3 separate regions of the Homo sapiens genome follow, and all the other regions are linked to region 3. The links are chromatin loops, found by intact Hi-C in ENCODE. Cell type or tissue: B cell. All regions are shown on one strand.

Region 1 (5,000 bases), 170 kb after region 3:
GCAGAGAACTTTAGGCTGATCTGCTAAAATACCAAAAAAAGAAATTTAAAAATAAAAAAACTGATCTGATCTTTGATGTCTTTACAAACAATTACAGGGTGACAACAGATGAGCCTAAAAGCAACCCCCATCCACAATGGGCATGCCACAGCTTACCTCCCCAACCTGAGAAGAGACAGTCATTGGATTTTGTTGTTAAGCTTGGCTGGAATTACCGTTACATTGTCTCAGTTAAGCCACATAAGTAATATCAGCAGGTTGTTTCAACTAACACAGGAGTGAGCCAACTTTTTCTGGAAAGAACCAGGTAATAGTATTTTGGGTTTTGTAGGGCATTTGTTTTCTGTGGCATAGTCATCTTTTTCTTTTTTCTTTTTGAAACAAGATCTTGCTCTGTCACTGAGGCTGGAGAGCTGTGGTACAATAATATCTCACTGCAGCTTCGACCTCCCAGGCTCAAGCGATCCTCCCACCTCAGCCTCCCGAGTAGCTGGGACTACAGGCGTGCACCAGCACACCCAGCTAATTTTTAATTTTTTGTAGAGACAGGCTTTCACCACATAGCCCAGGCTAGTCTTGATCTCCTGGGCTCAAGTGATCCTTCTGCTTCAGCCTCCCCAAGTGCTAGGATTACAGAGGTGAGCCACCACACCTGGCTTTTTTTTTTTTTTTTTTTTTTTAAACAATTCTTGGCTGAGCCGTGGCTCACGCCTGTAATTCCAGCACTTTGGGAGGCTGAAGCAGGTGGATCACTTGAGGTCAGGAGTTCAAGACCAGGACGGCCAACATGGAGAAACCCCGTCTCTACTAAAAATACAAAAATTAGCCGGGCATGGTGGCGGGCACCTTTAATCCCAGCTACTCGGGAAGCTGAGGCAGGAGAATGGCGTGAACCCAGGAGGCGGAGCTTGCAGTGAGCCAAGATCATACCACTGCTCTCCAGCCTGGGCGACAAAGCGAGATTCCATCTCAAAAACAACAACAACAACAACAACAACAACACATTCTTTAAAATATATGAAAAGCTTTGTTAGTTTATAGACCACACAGAAACAGGTCACAGGCCAGATGTATCCCACAGGCTATAGTGTGCCAACTCCTGATCTAGCACCATGTCGGTCCAACAAGGGGATTCTGGTGCCTAAACCAGCATTAGTTTGAATCCCCTACTTGGCCCCCTCAGGACTCAACTGCCATCTGGAGGGCATGACCACCAGGCTGTCCAGCGGAAAGAAAGATGCATCATTCCCAACAATGGTCAGCGGGCAAAATTGTACTTTTTTTTTGAGACGGAGTCTTGCTCTGTCACCCAGGCTGGAGTGCAGTGGTGTGATCTCGGCTCACTGCAAGCTCCGCCTCCCGGGTTCATGCCATTCTCCTGCCTCAGCCTCCTGAGTAGCTGGGACTACAGGCGCCCGCCACCAAGCCCGGCTAATTTTTTGTATTTTTAGTAGAGACGGGGTTTCACCATGTTAGCCAGGATGGTCTCGATCTCCTGACCTCGGGTCTCTGTAACTCCTCCAACACTTCTGTCTCAGGGACTATCCAAGATGCAGCCAAGAAGAGATGAAGCCTCTTCTGGGACTGCCACATTCAGTGACCAAACGGCCTGAGTAAAGTGTGTGCGGCCGGGTGTGGTGGCTCACGCCTGTGATCCCCCCACTTTGGGAGGCCAAGACGGGTGGATCACTTGAGGTCAGGGGTTCGAGACCAGCTGGCCAACATGGTGAAACCTATCTCTACTAAAAATACAAAAATCACCTAGGCATGGTGACGCCTATAATCCCAGCTACTTGGGAGGCTGAGGCAGGAGAATCGCTTGAACCCAGGAGGCAGAGGTTACAGTGAGCCGAGATGGCACCACTGCACTCCAGCCTGAGCAACAGAGCATCTGTCTCAAAAAATAAATAAATAAAGTGTGTGGATCAGGAAGAGGTAGGAAGGGGAAACCAGAAACCTTTTTGAGCTGATTCTTGAGGAAGATGATCCAACAATCAATAATACCAGACACCCGCAGATAGTGAGGAAGTTACAAAGTCCCATTGAATACCTTAAATATCAACCAAACTGCAATCAATGTCTTCCGGAGTTGGTGTTGGGGTTAGGTGGTTGCTGCCCCCTAGTGGACATCTTTAGGTTTAACATAGTGGAATGCGCCCAGCCGTTTAAGGGAACCCGTTTGAATTGAGGGCCCCATTGAGCCAGAGGAATTGCCTCAGGCAGGGGAGTGGAGGAGAGTTTTCTCCAAATGGGGTAGCTGCTGCGGGGTGCGGCGGCTCACACTTGTAATTCCAGCACTTTGGGAGGCCGTGGCAGGAGGATTGCTTGAGCCCAGGAGTTCAAGACCAGCATGGGCAACACAGCGAGACTCTGTCTCTGGAAAAAAAAAAAATTAAAAAATTAACCGGGTATGCTGGCGCATGCCTATAGTCCCAGCTACTCAGGAGGTTGAGGTGGGAGGATCGCTTGAGCCCAGGAGTTCCAGGCTGCAGTGAGCCACGATCATGCCACTGCACTCCAGCCTGGGCAACACAGCAAGACCGTCTCGAAACAGAAAACAGAAGAAACAGGGGTAGCTGTGACTTTTGTATGTAAAACTCAGAAGACCTGAGGACCAGACCAGCTGTGCTCTTAGACGTACCCTTTACCTTTGGCCATTTCCGGTATTGCTAGTGAAGCTGCAGTTAACCTACCCGAGAACAAGGGTGTGAGGCTGGGGAGTCAAAGGCCACCACAAGCCAGGCGTTTGCTTTCAAGGAGAGCTTAATAGTGATTCATAGCGGCCTTCTTTTCTTTTTTTATTATTTATTAGAAGAGAGACAGGGCCGGGCACGGTGGCTCACGCCTGTAATCCCAGCACTTTGTGAGGCAGAGGTGGGTAGATCCCAAGGTCAAGAGATCAAGACCATCCTGACCAACATGGTGAAACCCAGTCTCTACTAACAATACAAAAGTTATCTGGGCATGGTGGCAGGTGCCTGTAATCCCAGCTACTGGGGAGGCTGAGGCAGGAGAATCGCTTGAACCCCAGAGGTGGAGGTTGCAGTGAACCGAGATCGTACCACTGCACTCCAGCCTGGTCACAGAGCAAGACTCTGTCTCAAAATAAATAAATAAAATTTTAATTTAAAAAAAACAGAGATGGGTTTTCACTATGTCGCCCAGGCTGGTCTTGAACTCCTGGACTCAAGCAATCCACCCACCTCTTGGTGTGAGCCACCGCACCCAGCCCAGCTGCCCTTTCTTTTTAAAAGGAGTGTACTTGGTGGCCGTGTCAGGCAGGTGGCACTGTGGCACTGGGAAACGGCTTCCCGGAGCACTCCAGCAGCCATTTAGTCATTACAGTTGTGTTTCCTTTTCTACTGGGATCCCACATTGTTTCTGGTAGAGGTGAAGAGGGCGGCATATGCCACAGCCTCCGACTGGTAGAATCCTCTGATAACAAGGCATGTGTAGTTTTTTCGAGCATGTAAAGCATCAGTACCAATTACACCCGCTCAGTCGTGGAAACCACACAGCGGGACATTGAATTGGCTCTAGGTGCCACACCCAACGAGATCTCTTCAGCTTCCCTTCCCACTGGGAGCCTGACTGGTTGAATTCAGGTACTTGGACCAAGAAGTCTGTGGGTCAGGGACTACAGCCTCAGCCCTGGAGCAACTTGGGGCTGGGGGGCATCCCAGGGGGACAGCAAAGGCAGGGGAAAAAAACTCATTGTTGGTCGGGCGCGGTGGCTCACACCTGTAGTTCCAGCACTTTGGGAGGCCGAGGCGGGCGGATCACTTGAGGTCAGGAGTTCAAGACCTGACTGACCAACATGGAGAAACTCCGTCTCTACCAAAAATACAAAATTAGCCAGGTGTGGTGGTGCACACCTGTAGTCCCAGCTACTCAGGAGGCTGAGGCAGGAGAATTGCTTGAACCTGGGAGGCGGAGCTTGCAGTGAGCAGAGATCGCGTCATTGCACTCCAGTCTGGGCAACAAGAGTGAAACTCCATCTCAAAAAAAAAAAAAAAAAAAAAAAAAGGGCCGGGCATGGTGGCTCACACTTGTAATCCCAGCACTTTGGGAGGCAGAGGCGGGTGGATCATGAGATCAGGAGATCGAGACCATCCTGGCTAACACGGTGAAACCTCGTCTCTATAAAAAATACAAAAAATTAGCCAGGCATGGTGGCGGGCACCTGTAGTCCCAGTTACTGGGGAGGCTGAGGCAGGAGAATGGCATGAACCCAGGAAGCAGAGCTTGCCGTGAGCCAAGATCATGCCACTGCACTCCAGCTTGGGCGACAGAGCAAGACTCCATCTCAAAAAACAAACAACAAAAAAACTTCATTATTGACCTCTCTATCGGCTCACTTGGCTCCTCCCTCCAGGATCAGTGCCAGAGCTGCAACCCAGGTACCTCCCAGGACCCAGCAAGTTCTTAGGCACAGAGGCCCCTCTCTTTCTGCTCTTCCACAGATGGCCAGGCTCAGCCCTCCCAGTCCTCAGCATCTTTGACCAGCCCTGCACCCAGCTGTGGACTGGATCCAAATTGGACCGTGGTGGGGCCAGAAACACTCGCAGGGTGGGATCTTCACTAATGTTTTCAGCCCACTGAAGGCTCAATATCAAATAGCAAGGCAGGGCATAGCGGCTCATGCCTGTAATCTCAGGGCTTTCGGAGGCCGAGGTGATTGCATCACTTGTGCTCAGGAGCTCACGACCAGCCTGGGAAACATAGCGAGACCTCATCTCTACAAAAAAATTTTAAATTAGCTGGGTGTAGTGGTGCATACGTGTGGTCCCAGCTACTCGGGAGGCTGAGTGGGGAGGACCCCTTGGCCCTGGGAGTTTGAGGCTACAGTGAGCCATGTTTGCGCCACTGTACTTCAGCCTGGGTGACAGAGCAAGACCCTGTCTCAAAACAAAGAAACAAATAACAAGGTCCTTGTTGCTGATACCACTTCGGTTTCAGAGACCCTTTGACCCAGCGGCCACAGCCATGCTGCCTCTTGG
Region 2 (5,000 bases), 51 kb after region 3:
CAGCATCAGCAGTGGTGGCTTCTACGGAGTGAGCAGCCAGTATGAGAGCCTGGAACACATGACCCTCACCTGTTCCTCCAAGGTCTGCTCTTTTGGCAAGCAGGTGGTGGAGAAGGTGGAGGTGAGGCTGGAGGGGTGGAGCTCTGGGTCAGCACTTGGGGGTGCAGAATGGACCAGAAGCCATCATGACTCAGGCATTTGGGAGTATGCATGGAGGGAGTGGGTCCCAGCCTCTTTGAGGGTTTAATGCATGCGTTGGGAGCTAATGGGCAGTTCAGAAGTCACAGGCAGGGATCATTCTGCGGGCTGACAGGTAATGTGTAGTATAGAGACTTAGAGTCACTGAGATTGAGAAGGGTCTTATGGATATGGAGAGGTTCTTAGGGCAAGAAGGTTCAGAAGTCACACTTACAGTTGCTGGAGACTTGGGGAAGTCTCAAGTTTAGAAGTCAGAGTTTGAAGACGTCATGGAGGGGTCTTTGGAGGGTATCTGAGGGCTGGGAGGTTAGAGGAGTCCAGAGGTCTTTGGGGGTTCAGAGAATCACTTTGAGGGGCTTGTGATTTGCAGGCTCAGAGATCCTGATTCGGATCTCCGAGGGTTCAGGCCCAGTCTCCAGTCACTGTGGGTGGGGTGATGAAAGGAAGGTGGCAGTGAGAGTGAGTGTGGTGGCATCTTAGAGGCACAGGGTGGAGCTCAATTCCTGGGGTGACCCGTGGGTCTCTCAGCCACCATTTTCCCAACTCCCTTCCCCTTGGTTCAGACGGAACGGGCCCAGCTGGAGGACGGCAGATTTGTGTACCGCCTGCTGCGCTCGCCCATGTGCGAGTACCTGGTGAATTTCTTGCACAAGTTGCGGCAGCTGCCTGAGCGATACATGATGAACAGCGTCCTGGAAAACTTCACCATCCTCCAGGTGATGCCTGGGGCTGGGCTGGAGTGGGGCCCCCCAGTGTGGAGGGACAGTACCTATAACAGACCCTCAGTCTAGGGGATCTCCTCACCCAGGAACTGACACAGCAGGGACTCCAAAGTGAGCCCTCAGCCTGAGGCTCTTTTAACTAGGAAACTGATGCAGCGGGGACCCCACCATTGACCCTTAGTTTAGGGGACCCTTCACCCAGGGTGGGGATGTCACAGCACTCTCTCTCTTTTTTTTTTTGAGATGGAGTCTCGCTCTGTCGCCCAGGCTGGAGTGCAGTGGCAAGATCTCGGCTCACTGCAACCTCTGCCTCCCGGGTTCAAGTGATTCTCCTGCCTCAGCCTCCCGAGTAGCTGGGATTACAGGCACGCCCCACCACGCCTGGCTAATTTTTGTATTTTTAGTAGAGATGGGGTTTCACCATGTTGGCCAGGTTGGTCTTGATCTCCGACCTCAAGTGATCCACCTGCCTAGGCCTCCCAAAGTGCTGGGATTACAGGTGTGAGCCACCACGCCCAGCCCCACAGCACTCGCACATAAGGTGGGTCCCTCCTTCCCTGGTGAAGCTGACTGGAGGGCACTCGAAGGCAGATCCTCAGCTTGTCAAGGAACATGATATGGTGGGAGCCCCTTTAACTTTTTGGACTGCTGAGGCAGAGACCCCTTGACCGCGGAACCTGCAGGGAGGGTTCTCCCTTTACTTGTGACATGATGGGGACCCCTTTTACCCAGGGAATGTGATGTGATGGGAACCCGATTAACCCTGAGATGTGATACACCATAACTGCCAACGCTCAGCTGAGGGGTAACCCCCATTGCCCAGGGAACTGACTTTTGGGCATCCCTTTCTCCTGGGGAACATGATATGGTGGCGGCCTGTTTCCTGGAGATGGAAAAGAGCCTGCTGGGTATTCCATGATAGCTTGGCAGGGGGGCACAGGGGTCCCTGCCCTCCCTTCTAAGCATAAGTCCCTTGTCCTGGCCTTCCTGGCAGGTGGTGACAAACAGAGACACCCAGGAACTGCTGCTCTGCACCGCCTATGTCTTCGAGGTCTCCACCAGCGAGCGTGGGGCCCAGCATCACATTTACCGCCTGGTCAGGGACTGAAGGGGGACCCCAAAACTGGCTCACCCCCCAGAACACCCTCCTCCCAGGGAGGGTCCTCCAGCTCACCTCATGCTTCTTATTTGGGGAGAGGGCTGTGATGTAAAGGGGTTGACCTCAGAGGCCTAAGCAACTGGGGCCATCCCCCCCATTAGAGGGGCCCCCAAAACTTGGTTGGAGAGCTGAACAGGCTGGGACTGAGGAAAGGATAAACCCCGATATTGGGACCTCACAGTGGGTGTCTGAAAGGACAGATCACTCCGGAGTATCAGGGATTGTGGGGACAGGAGTGAGACAACCCCCCAGGTACAGCACTGGCTTTTCTTTTCAGCCCCTGACAGGCCACCCCCACTCCTCTGCATGTCTTGGAGAGCGCTAGTTACACATTGGCTTGTCCCCTTTACTTTTTCCCAGCCACCCCTCCCCCTGAAATTTCTGCCCCTCTCTACCACCCTCACTCCATGACCTGTGAGATCACAAAGTGAAGATGAACCCTTTCTGTGCAGGAGCAGAGCCAGGTGGGCCCTGGACATTTTTTTTTTTTTTAATATAACGAGATATTTATAAGTGGGTGCTAGGGTCTTGACTTTATCTCCGCTGCACAAGCAGTGTGTTGAACTTTCTAATCTCATCCCTCTCCTAAGTGAGCCCTGAGCTAGACGGTTTCCTTCCTCCCCTCTCAAAGTTTGTTTGTTTGTGTTCTGACAGAGGATAAAGCTATTTTACCAAAAACGCAGGGGATTTATTTGAGGTTTGGGTGAAAAATAATCTTGTGGGTGGTGGTAGGCCGACAGATGGGGACAGGAAGCTGTGGACGAAAGCCCCAGGTCCCGTGGGAGAGGTGACAGCAGCAGGGGCACGCAGCCACGTGGGTCCCCAGGGGAATGTGAAGGCGGAGGGCTCCAGGCGAACTGGGGATTAAACAAATATTTACAGGCAGCAGGGAAGTGCCCAGCGCACGTGACGGGGGCGGGGCGGGACTTTGGGGAGGGCGGGGCCTAACGGTATCGAGCGAGCCGGTTGTAGACGTGGTCCAGGTTTCTGCACAGGAATATCGAGAGCGTCATGAACCCGAGCTATAGAGAAAGGAGATGAGGTCAGAGAAGTCGAAGGGGTGCTGGCGAGACGGGGGTGATGCCCACCCGGGCGAGAAAGGTCAGGGGTGGGGCCGTGAATTGGGCGGGAAGGGGCTGGAGAAGGGGATAGGTAGAAAAGGGCGGGGCTCGACGGGAACTGCCGCAGGGCTGGCTGATGAGGCGGGAATAGCTGCTACAAGTGGGGGTAGAGGCTGAGAAGGAGTAAGGTCGGAAGCAAGCCCAGGGTCCTTTATTTTGGAGGCTCATCTGTCTTCCCCCTCTGCCTCAGCCTCTAATTGTGCCTCCTCTAATTCTGCGCCCGCACTTCCAGTGTCAGGCTGGTCCTCGTCTTGAACCCACAGCGGCCAGAGCCCCAGGGCCATGGGCAGCTTGCCCTGCGGTGCCTTGTCTCCCCAGTTGGGGCAGGCACCCGCCATGCCCCAGCCACCCCACAGACTGCCGCTGTGCCCGCCGCCGCCGTCAGCGATCAGGCTGGGCCCGGGGCTCGAATCCCCAGCGCCCGGCACGTGCGGCTCGCATTTCCGGCGGAGTGCCCTGCGCTGTAGCTGTACGCTCAGCACCATGACAGTCATCTGCGGAGAAAGGGGAGGGAGATCGCAGCCAATAGCAGGAGGCTTTCCCTGCGTACACCCAATCAGGGCTCCCTGAAGCTGGGCCGCCCCCACCCTCCGGTGCTGGGTGGAGCGGCGGGAGGGCCGGGGTGGGCTGCGCTCCGCCCTGAGCTCGTCCTTCCCAGGCAACCGAAGGACGCGAAATGAAGGGCAGGGCCATCTAGGGATTTAGGGCCGATCGCGGGTGGGGGCGGGGCCAGATCACCTCGAGTAGGCCGACGCCCAGGCAAATGCCCACTATGGAAATAAGGTTGTTGTGCAGCCACTTCTGGAGGCCCTGCGCGCAGCCCTGGGGGGTGTAGGGAAAAGTTAAAGGGATTCTTTCTGGGACTCTCAAGCCCAGGCCCAGCGTTCTTTTCAGGCCAACCCTCACCGTCTTCAGGCATCTACCCGCTCCCCTAGTCACCAGGGCACTCTAGTCTCCTTACTAGTGCACCCTCGCTTCACCTTTTCCAAGCCTGGCCCCTCCCTAGACATCTGTATTCCAGAGCCAGCCCAGCCTTTTCTTTAGGCCCTGCCCTTCCTGCAGACCCCGCCCCCTTCAGAGGGCCCCGCCCCTCCTGCCGTACCTTTCCTTTTCTCGTAGACCCCGCCCTTTCTCAGGCCGCTACTCACTGACAGCCCTCCCCCTCCCGCAGGCCCCGCCCCATTCGACAGGTTTATGCTCCGAACCCCTGCCCACCTCGCGGTAGATGTGGCTCTCTGCAGGGACAGCGCAGATGTCTGCACTGTGTCTGGACCGCGCCAGGTGTCCAAGCCTGCTGAGCTGGGGCAAGATCACCTTATCTAGGATTGTGGAGTCGTTGGTCGCCGACAAGTTGTAGCAGGAGCAGGGCACGCGGTGCGCCTCCGACCCGTTACCTCTCAGGATGAGGACTTGGAACCAGTCCTGCGGGTAGTGCCAGCCGCAGCAGCGCAGCTGGGAGAGGGATACGAGTCAGAGGGACCGGGACTGGAGACATATGATGTTGGGGATCAGGGGACAAGGTGATGGGTATGAGGTCAGGTCGGGGAGCAGGGGACTAAGTGGTGGGTGTGGAGTGGGGGACAGTGGGCTGGGGTCACGATGGGGCCGGAGCCAGGGGACATTACGGGAACATGGGGCTGGGAAAGACGAGTCACGGGGTGACCTGGGGCTGGGGAAGGAGCTGCAGGGTCGCGCTGTGGACTAGAGATTGGGTGGGTGGTGCAATTGAGCCTCTGATACCCGACAGGTGAATAGGAGTGCGAGACCATGTGAGTCTCATCGGGGGCGGGGTCCGGTGGA
Region 3 (5,000 bases):
TTTCAAACCAGGAAGTCCCCCCTGCTGTCTTTTTGTGTCCAATTGGCTTAGGAGCCCAGAGAAGAACGCTCTGAGATCACCCTTTCCTCCTCTCCTCTCCAGCCTCCCAGGCTGGACTCAGAGAGGGACAGGGTCGGGGAGGGCAAAGAAGAGAGGATTCTGGGAGGAGCTGAGAGTGAAGGGGGGGCCCAGGAGCCAGGAACAATCCAATAATGCATGGGCAGCCCAGATCGATCCCGCCTGCTGCATCTCCGGTCTCCCAGCCCACCCTGGGGACCAGGTCTCTCTCCTCCCTGCATCCCTAAGGCAAGGGTGGCATCATTGGAGCCCATGGCCAGGGGCTGAGACATGAAGGGATAGGGTAAACCAGACAGGGTGGGCAGTGAGGGAATGGTTATGAGCTGGATCAGTGTGTCAGACCTGGGTGCAGAGTCCAGCTGCACATCTGTGGGCAAGTCTCTTCTGTTAGAGCCTCGGTTTCCCTACTGGGGGGGTGGGTAGAGTGATCCTCCTCACCAGGGCTGAGTTAGCTCTGTGTATGTGAAGCACACGCATGTACACACACACACACACACACACACACACACACACACACGTCCTGGGGTCTATTTGTCTACTGTTGTAGCCACAACACCTGCAGATGGCAGGTGCTCAACAAATGCTCCATGACATAGGAAGAGATCCTCAACTGCAGGAGCCACTGGGCTGGCCCAGCCTCTCTCCCAGGGCTGGAAGTGAACTTCTAGGCTCCCTGCCCTGGCCTTGAACAGCTGGGTGCAGCAGCTCACTGAGCACAGGCTGCAGGACGGGGTAGATCCAGGGGGCAACCGAGGCTTGGCCTCAGACAAGTGGTGGCACCTGGGGCAATGGACTCAACTTCTCTTGGGCCTCAGTTTCTTCCTCTGGAAAATGGGGTTGGTGTTACCTCTTTCCTAGAGAGAAAATGAGATACAATCTAGAAAGGCTTTGGCAGAAGGCCTGGCACGTGGTGGGGACTCAAGAATAGAATTGAACACTTATTGAGCATTTAGTAGGTGCCAGGCCTTTTCTGAGCACTTTACATGAACTGTCTACTAGCATAATAATAATCGATGCTATTATAATCCCTACTTTACAAATGAGGGGACTAAGGCATAGAGAAACTAAGAACTCGCCAAAGGTCACCCTGTTTAACATATGAGTCAACTTTCTCATCCCTCTAACTCTTCCAGGATTCTCTGCAGTGAGTGAAATTTGCACCCCCTCTGTCTTGAACCTATGCTCCTAGGTTTGGCCCTTGGGAAGGGGCGTGTGGACTCACAGTTAGGGGGAGACCAGGGCTTTAGCCCCAGTCTGTTTTCCTCCTCTCACTGTTTTTTTTTTTTTTGAGATGGAGTCTCGCTGTGTCACCCAGGCTGGAGTGCAGTAGCGTGATCTCCGCTCACTGCAACTTCTGCCTCCAAGGTTCAAGCAATTCTCCTGCGTCAGCCTCCCGAGTAGCTGGGATTACAGGTGCCTGCTACCAGGCCCAGCTAATTTTTGTATTTTTAGTAGAGATGGGGTTTCACCCTGTTGGCAAGGCTGGTCTCGAACTCCTGACCTCAAGTGATCCGCCCACCTTGGCCTCGCAAAGTGCTGGGATTACAGGTGTGAGCCACCATACCCAGCCCTCTCAGTGTCTTTCTCATGTTACATGAACGAGGACCCTGAGGCCCAATGAGATGGTTCACCCAGGGCTGCTTGCCAGAGAGAGCTAAGCTGGGAATAGAACTCAGGACTGGCATCAGGTCGTGCTGGCTCTGAGGATCAGCATGTGTCTGAAGTCGCATCCCAGGATTCCCCCAGGGAGATGTCATTTCTGTTCCTCAGGAAGATCTCCTTCCTCAGTGTCTCTATCTCCTCTATGTCTCTGTCCTTGCCTCTTCGTTACATTTCTCTTTGGCTCTTTCTCTCTATCTTTCTCCCAGTCTCTCTTCCCCACGTCCTGTCTCTCTGCCTCCATGTCGCTTGTCCCCGTTTTCTTCCCTGTATCTCAGTCTCTGTGCTTCCCTTCCCATATCTCAGAGACTCTCCATTCCCTAAGTCTTCTCTTTCCTTCCTCTGCTGTTTCTTTTTCCCTTTGCCTTCCTCTGTCTCCATCTCTCCTTCTGGGTGTGTTCCTACCTTTCCTTCCAGAGCCTCTCGAAGCTGTCTCAGCCCTTGCCACCCGGATCCTGGTGGCTGCACGCCCTCTGCTGGTGCAGGTGAAGTTTAGATGGCTGTCACTAGACAGCCTGTCCTCTGGTTCCCACACCCTGGTGTCTACCTCTGACCCTCCTATCTGGAAAGCCTCCTGAGGTCTGGGGCTTTGTAGAAAAAGACGCAGGCTGTGCCGTGGATGCCTGGGAGCCTCTAAGAAAGGGGCCCTACCATCCCCATCAGACTGGGCTCTCTCACTTGGCAGATGAGTTTCAGAGAGGCAACCCCAGTGCCTCCTCCCCACCCTCTGAAGCCAGCTTTCACACCCGTTCAACCTACATCCGTCCGTTCACTCAACAGTAAGTGAGCTCCCACAGTGAGTCAGGAGTTGCTCTGGGGTCCCAGCCAACAGGGCAGTCTCTCCTTCTGGAGCACCTGAACTGAGGCGAGTGTAGACTGAAATGCTCTGTTAGTGTAAAGTACACGCTAGATCTTTAGGGCTTAGTATGAAAAAAACAGATTATCTGGATACATTTTTTATATTGGCTATATATTGGCTATATACATATATATATCTCTATGTATGTATATCCTGTATACATATATAATATACAGGGTATTAGTCTGGCTATATAAGGAAAATCCATTATCAACATTCATTTCACCTGTTCCTTTTTTCTTTTAAAAAATAATAAATTACCTATGTGGCTCATATTATACTTCCACAGGACAGCGCTGCTCTAGGGACTGGGAATACCAGAGTGAATAAAACAGACGCTGCCTTGTGGAGCTCATGCTCTAGCAGGGGAGACAGAGACAAAACATGACATACAGATGTGAGCACTGTGAAGAGAAATGAAGCGGGGCAGGGGAGAGAGTGTCACAGGGCAGCTGCTTTACATAAAGTAAGAAGTGCCATCTGGGCCGCGATCTGAATGGAGTAAGGGGTGCGGCTGCTTGCGCTCTCACACAGTCCAGCCTCCCCACAGGAGATAAGGGGTAGTGACAGGTGGGCGGGCATAGAGTAGGCACTTAATCTACCAGAGTCCCTTCCCTCCCTTCCACTCTGCACCCATGCAAAGGCTCAGCCACCCCCAGCCACCTCTCCCAAGTCCCCGAGTCACAGCCTGGCACCCATTCACCCATGGCTCCCTCCTCACCCTCCCCGGGGCAAATAGGGTTCCAGCCACTTACTTTCCGCAGTGGGGCCACCCACCGGGCCCTCGGGCAGGTCCATGGGCCACCCCTGCCGCGGCGCAGCTGCTGGCAAAGCTACCAGCCTCCCTCCTTCATGGGGAGGGATGGGAAAAGGACCAGCTGGCCCGAGCACTCCTGGAAGGAGAAGCAGGAAATGGTGTCCTCAGAGCAGCCACCAAGGGTCGGGGCCTGCCTAGCCCCACCTGTGCCCCAGGACCTCTGGGTCCTCACAACCTGTTTGTCACCCCCGCTGTGACCTGAGCAGCTCCGCTCTGACCTGTTTTATGGATTGGAGGTGTGGGCTGGAGAACGAGGTGGCTGACATCAAAGGGGCTAGTGGGTGGGTGGGGGAGGTCACTGCCTCCCTTTCTTCACATGGCTTGCCGCCGGTCCAGGCTGCCTGGTCCTCTTCCCTGGCCTTTGTCCCAGCCTCCTATCCCCAGGCTTGTCCTCCAGTCTGTCCCCACAGGGCCCCAGAGCTGACCTGCCCCTCCCCTGCTAAGTACCCTTCCATGGCTCCCTGAATCCTGGGTACGGGTGAGACCCTGGCCCTGACGCCAAGGCCCTGCATGGCTGACCGCCCACCTCAGCACCCCAAATCGCACATGATGCTCCAGCCACTCTGAGCTGCGGACCGCTCCCATGCCCAGGTCTCTGCCTGGGACGCCCTCCTGCATCCTGCTTCGGCTTCACGTGGCCTCTTCCGGGAAGCGAGGGGCCGTGTCTGGCTCCCACACAGCCCTGGGCAGCTGCCATTCTTGCCACATCAGCCTGGATTTGGCCGGCTGGCTTCTCATGGGAGTTTGATCCTGACTTGCCCCTGCTCCTGATCCTCCCATGGCTCCCTAATGCCCCCGGACTAAGTTCCAGTCCCTCAGGCTAGAGTGGCATTGAGTAGTCTCTGAAGCTCCTGCCTCTTCCTGTCCCTTTTCTCTCCGTCGGGCAACCCCTAGGTCTCTCCTCATCATGGCCCCAAACCTGCTGCTCCCCTGGGTTCCAACTCAGGATGTACATGGTCCCCCAAGCCCAGGCCACCTCCTCCTCATCCCTGCCAGCCCCACTTGCAGCTGCTCTGGGCAGTCCCTGCAGCAGTGACAGGAGTTTGGGGGGCCCCATCCTGCCTCCATTCCACCCAGGCCGACCCAAAACCTTAGTGGCCGCACTCTGGGGGCTAGAGAGAGACCTGGGCGCTGCTATCATCACAGCGGGCACGGGCGCCCCTTGGGGCCACCAGTCGAGCCTGGGCTCGCCTGTCCTCACCCAGCTCCCCCAGTGCCTGCTCTCCCCAAGCCACGTGAGCCCGCTGCCACCGTTCTGGAAACACGGGTCTTTGAAGAGAGGCCCTTCCAGGGTCTGGAACACCCTGCAGGGTGCAAAGGGGGGCGATGGCCTTGGCTGGGCCCTGGCGCACGGAGTGGGTTCGGGATGGAGTCCTGAGGGACCCCGGGGGTGTTGGTTGATCTCGGGGGTCTGACGGGACTGAGACGGGGACACTGAAGCAGGATGGGGCCCTGGCAGGAGCTCTGGGTGGTGTGGGCCTTGGCGGGCTTTCAAGGGCTCTGACAGGATTTTGGGGGGGTCTCTGACTGGATTTCTGGGGAGTGTCTGGCTGGATTTTGGAGATTTTGATTTCTGTGGGGGTCTCT

What was found. Peaks named below come from ENCODE experiments on the same cell type or tissue, not always from the same donor. Only the 100,000 strongest peaks of a DNase experiment are listed, where the experiment ranks them.
Region 1: it touches region 3 in a loop (5-fold over the local background); 3 of 110 quality-filtered maps call a loop at or near these places.
Region 2: it touches region 3 in a loop (5-fold over the local background); 3 of 110 quality-filtered maps call a loop at or near these places.

The regions. Positions count from the first base shown.
Region 1 is chr19:49,223,331-49,228,330 of GRCh38, reverse strand. All of the region lies in intron 1 of LOC107985340 (a long non-coding RNA gene), which reads right to left. Among named protein-coding and RNA genes, the nearest start is that of TRPM4, 68 kb to the right of the region's middle. RefSeq lists an enhancer at 2,203-2,252. In B cell, CTCF peaks have their summits at 1,947, 2,146 (motif pointing left) and 3,268; DNase peaks (open chromatin) are centred at 2,120 and 3,310.
Region 2 is chr19:49,338,352-49,343,351 of GRCh38, reverse strand. It overlaps CD37 (CD37 molecule), which reads right to left. Exons shown (of 8, transcript NM_001774.3): 6 at 4,416-4,652; 7 at 3,939-4,022; 8 at 2,746-3,101. The coding sequence ends at 3,024. It overlaps TEAD2 (TEA domain transcription factor 2), which reads left to right. Exons shown (of 13, transcript NM_001256660.2): 11 at 1-121; 12 at 762-914; 13 at 1,915-2,757. The coding sequence ends at 2,028. It also overlaps a transcript of SLC6A16 not described here. Among named protein-coding and RNA genes, the nearest start is that of CD37, 5.4 kb to the right of the region's middle. RefSeq lists enhancers at 164-263, 2,913-3,888. In B cell, no CTCF peak of the experiment used is centred here; DNase peaks (open chromatin) are centred at 491, 2,891, 3,851, 4,381 and 2 weaker places; H3K4me3 peaks cover 2,569 bases; H3K27ac peaks cover 4,210 bases.
Region 3 is chr19:49,389,278-49,394,277 of GRCh38, reverse strand. KASH5 (KASH domain containing 5) reads right to left here. Exons shown (of 20, transcript NM_144688.5): 2 at 3,352-3,489. The coding sequence starts at 3,394. Among named protein-coding and RNA genes, the nearest start is that of KASH5, 3.5 kb to the right of the region's middle. In B cell, CTCF peaks have their summits at 2,007 and 2,206 (motif pointing left); DNase peaks (open chromatin) are centred at 2,217, 3,067, 3,947 and 4,195; H3K4me3 peaks cover 744 bases; H3K27ac peaks cover 1,326 bases.